3 separate regions of the Homo sapiens genome follow, and regions 2 and 3 are each linked to region 1. The links are chromatin contacts, found by Hi-C or POLR2A ChIA-PET in ENCODE. All regions are on one chromosome and are shown on one strand. The core of a region is the stretch at or near the end of the contact, and the rest is flanking DNA. Distances in the headings are between cores, read along the strand shown. Region 1 has its middle 100 kb from the start of LINC03062. Region 2 overlaps SEMA4D (semaphorin 4D). Region 3 has its middle 54 kb from the start of SECISBP2.

Region 1 (2,700 bases), core at 131-2,630:
ATTATTTATTAATTGAAAAAGGACAAAAGAGGTAAAATGACTCTATCAATTCAATTGAGATGTCATTATTTTTATTTTTATATTTATTTATTTATTTATTTGAGATGGAGAATTGCTCTACAAGGCTGGAGTGCAGTGGTGAGATCTCGGCTCACTGCAACTTCTGCCTCCCAGATTCAAGCGATTCTCCAGCCTCAGCCTCCCGAGTAGCTGGGACTACAAGTGCGTGCCACCACACCCAGCTAATTTTTCTATTTTTAGTAGAGATGAGGTATCACCATGTTGGCCAGGCTGGTCTCAAACTCCTGAACTCAGGTGATCTGCCCGCCTCGGCCTCCCAAAATGCTGGGATTACAGGCATGAGCCATTGCACCCAGCCTTGAAATGTCTTTAAAAATACCTTTACCTTTAGTCAGATACCTAAAGGATAAAAACTGTATGATTCCACTTATTTGAGGTAGCTAGTGTCCCAGCTACAATCAAATTCGTAGAAGCAGAAAGTAGGATGGTGGTTGCCAGGGGCTGGGGTTGGGGGCTGGGGAGTTGTCTAATGGGGATAGTTTCAGTTTTGCAAGATGCAAACGTTTTGAAGATGGAGGGTGGTGATGGTTGCACAACAGTGTGAATGTTCTTAATGCCACTGAACTGTACGCTGAACAACGAATTAAGACAGTAAATTTTATGTTGTGCATATTTTACTACAATAAAAACCAGCTAGGCTGCTGGCCAGCATGTCCATCAGCGCCGTGGGTGGTGGCTCCTGAGGGTGGGGTGCAGTCTCCCTCATCTACCCAACACCTGCAGGCACCTGGCCTGGGATACCTCATTCCTGGCCAGGTATCACATCATCCTCACATGTCTTTGGCCTTGGGAGCCTGGCTTGCCTGGTGACCAGGGGCTTTGCTGTGATCCTGATGGCTGCTGAGAAGGTCTCTCTCTTACCAAACCAGAAGAAAGACATCCTTTATGGCAAATAGCACCGTGAAAACAGCTGGGCCTACAAGGGTTGTGGCAGCAGCTTCTGCCTGAGAAACCGCGGCCGGGTCGTTGTGGCCTCAGGGAGTCCAGGCCTCTGCTTGCTTGGTGGGACTCAGTCCCAGCTGTGGGTTGCTATCACTGCAGCTGTCTGCTCTCATTTTGCATTTTTGTTCATCTGGAGCCCTCCCCACCTCACCTGCAGAGCCCAGGAGGTGGCACACTCTGGGAGGTCCCAGGCAGAAGAGCTGGCTTAGGGTGGTGGGTGCCCCATTGCCTGGGATTTGAGAACCTGCCCCTTTGGTTTTTATAATTAGATTTCTAACAGGATCCAAGTGAAACCACAACCCAAACCCTAAGCTGTGAACCCAGCAGCTTTTCTGAGCACACCCCTCCCCTTACACACATCACAGGCCTGGGACCGTGGCCTCCAGGCTCGGGGAGACTATAGACCTTTGTTTGCTTCCTTTCAGGGCTTGAGGCGGTTTTTCTTCCCCTCCCCAGTCTTGCAGATTCTTTTGAAAACCCCAGAGTCCCACTTTCAACTCCTTCTTCTGGTCTCTGATAAAAGGCATGCTAAGAATCACTTCTAACAGTTTCAGTGAGAGCTAAGAAAGCTGTCTGCAAAGACAGGACATCAAAGCACAGAGCTCAGGTGTGCTCTGGCTGGCCTGAGACAGCCCTGTGGCGGGAGGGAGCGTCTGCAGCCTCCAAACTGGCCCTGCTGCCCCCAGGGGTCCCAGACTTCCCTGGCTGCAGCCCCTGCCCTGGGCCTCCTGGCTACTGCCCGTCTGTACCTAGCCTTCTGGCAGGAGCCAGAGAGCTGACTGCCAGGAAAAGCCACAGCGAACCCTGCAAATTGCCCAGATACCTGGAGACAACATCTTAATTGCCCTGTGAAGAGCTGCCTGGCTGGAGAGTCCCTTTCTGTGGGTAGGCAAGGTTTGAACTTCAAAGAGGTTCTCGCCTGGTTCACAATGTTTACAGCAGCTCCAGGAGTGACAGAATAATTTTGGTGTCCTTGGAGAGAGTTGCCTGGCAGGGCTTCTATGTCTGCTGTGGTCTAAGAGCCTCAGGGGGACCACGATTTGTGGGACTCACCACAGACAGCCCTACTGTCCCGGGAATGCCGCCGGCTCTGCTTTTATGGTGTCTTTGACTCCAGCTCTAGGCTCTGGGCATCCACCATGGGGTGGGGCCAGGGTATGGGCTGGCCGGGGGCTAAGTTCACTGACCGTGGCCAGCCCGGTCCTGGGCATGTGAGGATCACCACCTATGTGTCTCATTCCAGAGTTTCATGGTTGGGGGCTCTGGTGGGGTGACAGGTGATTTATCAATTTATTTCCATCTTCTCGACTCTAGCCTCCTTGCAGGAAGGGGGTGGGTTTGGAATCATCCCCTCACTCCTCAGTCATCACCCAGGGCAGTCCCTTACATACCTCAGCTTAGGCCTGGCTGCTGAGAGTGTGTGTGATGGTGGATCATGCCTGCTGGAGAAATGCAGGCCTGGATCTTCCTGTTGCAGATGGATCCACTGTTCCAGTGTCACTACCTAGCCCATGCTTCACGGCATAAAGCAATGCCTATTTCCCTGGGCTCATGTGTTCTGTGAGTCAGGTGTTCAGGCAGGGCTGCTGGAAAGCTCACCCAGAGGGGTGACTCCATAGCTGGGGCATGCAAACACCTGGGTGTGTTCTATCTGCGGGCTCAGGGCTGGGCTGGAAG
Region 2 (2,700 bases), core at 105-2,604, 340 kb before region 1:
AACAACCAAGAAATACTTGAATGGGATTCTTTGTAGCTTGCAAAAGAAATTTACCTGTTTTGATTTCCCCTTTTCTGCACATTTTGCTTTTTTGTCTTCTGAGACCTTCCAATACACCTGTTGGGATAGAGTCCATATCAGTGCATATTCTTTTAAAGAGATACTAGTATAAAAATGCACAATTTTAAAAGCACATGATAGAGTTTAGAGCCTAGAGGTTTCTCCTGAGATGATCAATTCTCAGACTGCAAGGGAGGTTCAGAGAGCAGGGGAGCAGCCTGGGGCCTTCATGAACATCCTCACTGTGATCCTTATCCTGAAACCAGTGGAGTCTGGAAGACCAGCTCCAAAAGTTCCATCACTCACCATAAAACAGCAGCAAAAATCAAACTCGTGAAAGTGGAGAAAATTAAATTATTTTTCAAAAACCTAAACCATAAGTATTTTCAAACATCAAAGTGGGCTTTTTTCCATCCATTCAAAGTGACTCTACAGGCCGGGCGCAGTGGCTCACACCTGTGATCCCAGCACTTTGGGAGGCTGAGGCAGGCGGATCACCTGAGGTCAGGAGTTCCAGACCAGCCTGGCCAACATGGTGAAACTCCATCTTTACTAAAAATACAAAAATTATCTGGGAGTGGTGGCGGGCGCCTGTAATCCCAGCTACTCGAGAGGCTGAGGCAGGAGAATCTCTTGAACCCGGGAGGCGAAGGTTGCAGTAAGCCGAGATCGCACCACTGCACTCCAGCCTCGTGTGCCTGGGCAACAGAGTAAGACTCCGTCTCAAAAAAAAAAAAAAAAAAAAAAAAAAGTGACTCTACAGTCCAGTTTAAAAAAAAAAGCCACAATATTCACTGTATCAGTAGAAAGGGAGATTTACGATTCCTTAAACTTGCATGTTGGCAGCAGGAGGAAGTGATGAACTAACACCACCAGCTCAGCTCAGGCACCATCTTAGTAAGATCCATGTTCCTACCACCTCTTCTTTCAAACCAGGGACAATTCGTGATCAGAAACTTCCAGGGGGTGGGGGCCTTAGCCCCTTGCCCTCCAAAGCCCCCACAGAATAGAAAGCAACATAAGACAAAAGGGAAGGTTTCTATATCTATCTCTGCCTCACCTTCCCCAAAATGCCCCCTCTCTCTGTGATGTTCCATAACTGATGCAAAAGAAACCAGTAACAATGTATTTTTCTCCACCAAAAGGCTTGTAGCAGGTGTCAGGACTCAGAGGTTAGGAAGCACACAGGGCTTCTAGGAGGGAGAGTATGAGGAGAGGAACCCCACTTTAGGTTTCTAACTAACTCTGTGAGTTCCTGAACAGCACCCAGGCTGCAGACACAGTACTAAGGGAGTGTCATTTCATAGAAATGGAAGTCCTGATAGGGGCACACAAAAGCGGAACAGAGTCTCATTTAAAATAGCCACTTCCTTCAGCATTTAAAGTACAGATGATTTCGTCAACTCGCATGAAATGCATAAGGACAAGGGAACGTACACTTCAACAGACTCTTGATCACGTTTGCAGGGATTTTCACTGATGCTTGGCGGGGGTCTCTTTATTTTTTTCTTTTAAGTATAAGAGGTCCCCAAGCCTCTCCCCAACCCCGAGGGACCACCATGGTGTCATTAACAGAGCAATGTCTGGCTCTCACTGAACACCTGTGGGGCCAGCACAAACACACTGTCCACAATTCCCCCAAGACCGAGTGTGAGCCTGTGTGGTCAGGAAGGCGCTCAGAGGAAGAGAATTTAACAGACACGCGAAGAGTAAGAGCTGAGTGAGGTGAGACCACCACATCTTTCTGCTCAGAGTGCCTCACAGTGCTGAATACTTTGTTTTTGTTTTTTTGAGACAGGGTCTCGCTCTGTTGCCCAGGCTGGACTGCAGTGGCATGATCTCAGCTCACTGCAGCCTCGACCTCCTGGGCTCAAGTGATCCTCCCACTTCAGACTTCCAAGCACCTCAGACTCCCAAGACCTGAGCCACCACACCTGGCTATTTTTTGCAGTTTTTGTAGAGAAAGGGTTTCGCCATGTTGCCCAGGCTGGTCTCAAACTCTTGAGCTCAAGTAATCCGCCTACCTCGACCTCCCACAGTGTTAGGATAACATGCGTGAGCCACAGCACCCAGCCAAATACTTGTTTTCAGAGCATAATGCTCAGAGCTCATTTATGTGTCAAACAGAAATTGAGAAATAAGCTAGACCCTGGAGATGAAAACAAAAAGAGATCTGGGCAGAAAATGTCCAGCGTGAACCTGGAACAGATTCCAGAGAGCAAGAAAACTAACCCCACACCGCGAGGTCTCAGGAGCCAACCCAAACAGGCTGCTGTTGACCATGGATGCGACGATTTGAGCATGAGGTAGGTGTTTCACTGTGATGGGTCAAAGAAGAGCAAATATCTTTAAATCTATGACTTCATTGTGACACTAAAAATCAATCAAAAAACTCACTCTTGCCCTTCAGAGGGGAAACTGACTCATTAACTCATTATTCTGAAAACTGGTAAATAAAGGCAAAGATTCCAAGCATCGATTCTGCATTTCCCAAAGGAAATGGGACCTCTACGGACCAAAATAGCTGGTGATGGGCACTTCCCCTTTTATACGATTTCCAGCTAACAAGTAGAGAAGGAGAGGTAGAATCAGAACATTGCGTTTTGCAATCTTTGATGAGAAGAGCATCTAGACTTCGCT
Region 3 (2,700 bases), core at 3-2,502, 370 kb before region 1:
CTGGGGTGGGGTGTGGTGTGTGTCAGGGGTATGTGTATGTCTGGGGTGTGGGGTGTGTGTTATGTCTGGGGTGTATAAGGTGTGTGTGGGGGGGTGTGGTGTGTATGTCTGGGGTGTGGGGTGTGTGTTATGTCTGGGGTGTATAAGGTGTGTGTGGGGGGGGTGTGGTGTGTATCTGGGGTGTGGTGTGTGGGGTGTGGTGTGTGTCTGGGGTAGGGTGCGTATGTGGGGTGGGCTGTGGCATGTGTGTGGGGTGTGGTGTGTGACGGTGTGTGTGTCTGGGGTGTGGTGTGTGTGGGGTTGGTGTGTGTCTGGAGTGTGGTGTGTGTTGGGGTGTGTGTGTCTGGGGTGTGGCATGTGTGTCTGGGGTGTGGTGTGTGTCTGGGGTGTGGTGTGTGTCTGGGGTGTGTGTGTGGGGTGTGGTGTGTGTCTGGGGTGTGTGTGTGGGGTGTGATGTGTGTGGGATGTGTCTGGGGTGTAGTGTGTGTGTGTCTGGGGTGTGGTGTGTGTGTGGGGGTGTGTTTGGGGTGTGGTGTGTGGGGGGGGGTGTGTGTCTGGGGTGTGGTGTGTGTCTGGGGTGTGGTGTGTGTCGGGTGTGTGTGTGGGGTGTGATGTGTGTGGGATGTGTCTGGGGTGTGGTGTGTGTCTGGGGTGTGTGTGTGGGGTGTGATGTGTGTGGGATGTGTCTGGGGTGTGGTGTGTGTCTGGGGTGTGGTGTGTGTCGGGTGTGGTGTGTGTGTGGGGGGTGTGGTGTGTGTCGGGGTGTGTTTGGGGTGTGTGTGTGGGGGGTGTGTGTGTCTGGGGTGTGGTGTGTGTTGGGGGTGTGGTGTCTGAGGTGTGTGTGGGGGGGTGTGATGTGTGTGGTGTCTGGGGTGTGGTATGTGTGTGGTGTGTGGGGTGTGGTGTGTGTGGGGTGTGGTGTGTGTGGGGTGTGGTGTGTGTGGGGTGTGGTGTGTGTCTGGGGTGTGGTGTGTGTCTGGGGTGTGGTGTGTGTCTGGGGTGTGGTGTGTGTTGGGGTGTGTGTGTCGGGTGTGGTGTGTTGGGGGCGTGGTGTGTGTCGGGTGTGTGTGTGGGGGGTGTGATGGGTGTGGTGTGTGGGGTGTGTGTGTTGGGGGGCGTGGTGTGTGTCGGGTGTGTGTGTGGGGGGTGTGATGGGTGTGGTGTGTGTGGGGGGTGTGGTGTGTGTCTGGGGGGTGTGGTGTGTGTCTGGGGTGTGGTGTGTCTGGGCTGTGGTGGGTGTGTGGGGTGTGGTGTGTGTCGGGGGTGTGTATGGGGTGTGGTGTGGGTCGGGGGTGTGGTGTCTGAGGTGTGTGTGGGGGGGTGTGGTGTGGTGTGTGTCTGGGATGTGGTGTCTGGGGTGTGGTGTGTCGGGGGTGTGTGTGTGTCTGGGGTGTGGTGTGTGTGTCCCTGCCCGTCCTTCACGGCTGGTACCAGGGTGACTGACTATAGTAAATGTGCATTGCTAGCCGCATGACAAAGCTTAGACAGCAGTCCATCCCAGGGCCAACGCGGTGCAGGATGGCTGTGCAACAGCTCTGAACACTCTCAAGGCCGCTGTCCCTCCTGTGCGGCCACAGTGCACACTGAGGCAGTCGGCCACTCCCAGCTGCTCCAGGCCCTGCCGATGCACTCAGTCCCCCAGGACTCAGGATCATAGGGCTAGCGGCTCCCAGGGCACGGGCCCCAAGGCAGTGCAGTCCTGACCTGCCCACCCCTCTTGTCACTGAGCCCAGGGTACCATGCTTGGGGTGACACCATGTGCTGTCTCACCTGGGCACTGCAAAGGCATAGTTCCCACTATGACACCCCTAGGGTGTCCCAGGGCCTTCTCAGGACCGTCCCATCCTGCCCCAGGGACAAGGCTGGCCTGTGCCAGGGCCATCAGTGGATCTTTCCGTATCATCTTCCACTGATAATTCCACTTCCTAGAGGCGAGAACTGTGGTGGAGAAGGGATGAAATGTGTCTAGGTGGAGAGTGGCACTGGTGGCCAATCTCCCACCCCAGCTCCTGACACAGGCCCACAGGTGTGGCCCTGTCCCTCCCTTGGATGGGCACTGAGGCCCCTGGGTGCAGGACAAGGGTGGGCCTCCACCCCACCACCAGGCCTCAAGCTCTCGCATCCCCAGGACACAGGCCTCTCCGCCCTACTCCGCCCACGTGGCCACATCACCTCCACCGCACCCCACGTTGGGCCCTTGTGCCCTGGCAGCCTCTGCACACACCACAGGCTATGTTTTCCCCTGTGCAGACCCACCCCGATCCCCTTTCAGGAAGCGCTTTGGCCTCAGAGGGCCCTCACCTCTCCTGGATGGCCAAGTCCCTGGGGCCACTTTCTGAGCACTGGCCAAGTGTTGGGGCAGGTGGGGACATCTCCTGGGTGACACATGGGCCTCCACCAGCTCTGGGGCAGACCCAGTCCCCAAGTGCAACCCTGACCAGCTGACCTTCCATCAGTCAGCCCTCTCTGGGGGGTGAGACGCTCCCCAAGACACAGGGTCACCCAGCAGAGCTACAGGCACCAGGACGCAGCATGGGGAACTGAAGATGCCACGAATGTCCTCTTAAGTTTCATATTCTAAAGACACTTTGCTAGCCCTTTAATCAGACAGCCCCCAAACCACTGTGACAGCTACCACGAAAACAGCCATTATAGCAAAGAAAAACCCAGCCAAGTTCCAAAGCAGCCCTGCCCTGGGTG

What was found. Hi-C counts contacts between places; a loop is a spot of excess contacts on that map. ChIA-PET counts read pairs that join two places held with the same protein, here RNA polymerase II (POLR2A). Pooled maps may share reads with other maps.
Region 2: a loop to region 1 is called in a pooled map, with 2.4 times the contacts of the local background. The contact joins two enhancer-like sites. A Hi-C loop is called at or near these places in 1 of 37 single-sample maps with no recorded cell type and 6 of 50 pooled maps. POLR2A ChIA-PET finds 5 or more read pairs at or near these places in 1 of 52 experiments (GM12878).
Region 3: a pooled map shows a loop between it and region 1 (2.7-fold over the local background). The contact joins two enhancer-like sites. A Hi-C loop is called at or near these places in 1 of 37 single-sample maps with no recorded cell type and 1 of 50 pooled maps. POLR2A ChIA-PET finds 5 or more read pairs at or near these places in 1 of 52 experiments (naive thymus-derived CD8-positive, alpha-beta T cell).

Annotation. Positions count from the first base shown.
Region 1 is chr9:89,742,256-89,744,955 of GRCh38, forward strand. No RefSeq gene overlaps it. Among named protein-coding and RNA genes, the nearest start is that of LINC03062, 100 kb to the left of the region's middle. RefSeq lists enhancers at 888-937, 1,538-1,597. Within about 2 kb of position 1,381, at least 6 of the 41 ENCODE cell types and tissues checked have a DNase peak (open chromatin) inside an H3K27ac peak, as active enhancers do; they include GM12878, where a contact is called at or near this core.
Region 2 is chr9:89,399,222-89,401,921 of GRCh38, forward strand. SEMA4D (semaphorin 4D) reads right to left here. Exons shown (of 16, transcript NM_001371194.2): 5 at 55-117. Among named protein-coding and RNA genes, the nearest start is that of SECISBP2, 82 kb to the left of the region's middle. Within about 2 kb of position 1,355, at least 4 of the 41 ENCODE cell types and tissues checked have a DNase peak (open chromatin) inside an H3K27ac peak, as active enhancers do; they include GM12878, where a contact is called at or near this core.
Region 3 is chr9:89,371,024-89,373,723 of GRCh38, forward strand. It overlaps a transcript of SEMA4D not described here. Among named protein-coding and RNA genes, the nearest start is that of SECISBP2, 54 kb to the left of the region's middle. RefSeq lists an enhancer at 2,135-2,204. Within about 2 kb of position 1,253, at least 3 of the 41 ENCODE cell types and tissues checked have a DNase peak (open chromatin) inside an H3K27ac peak, as active enhancers do.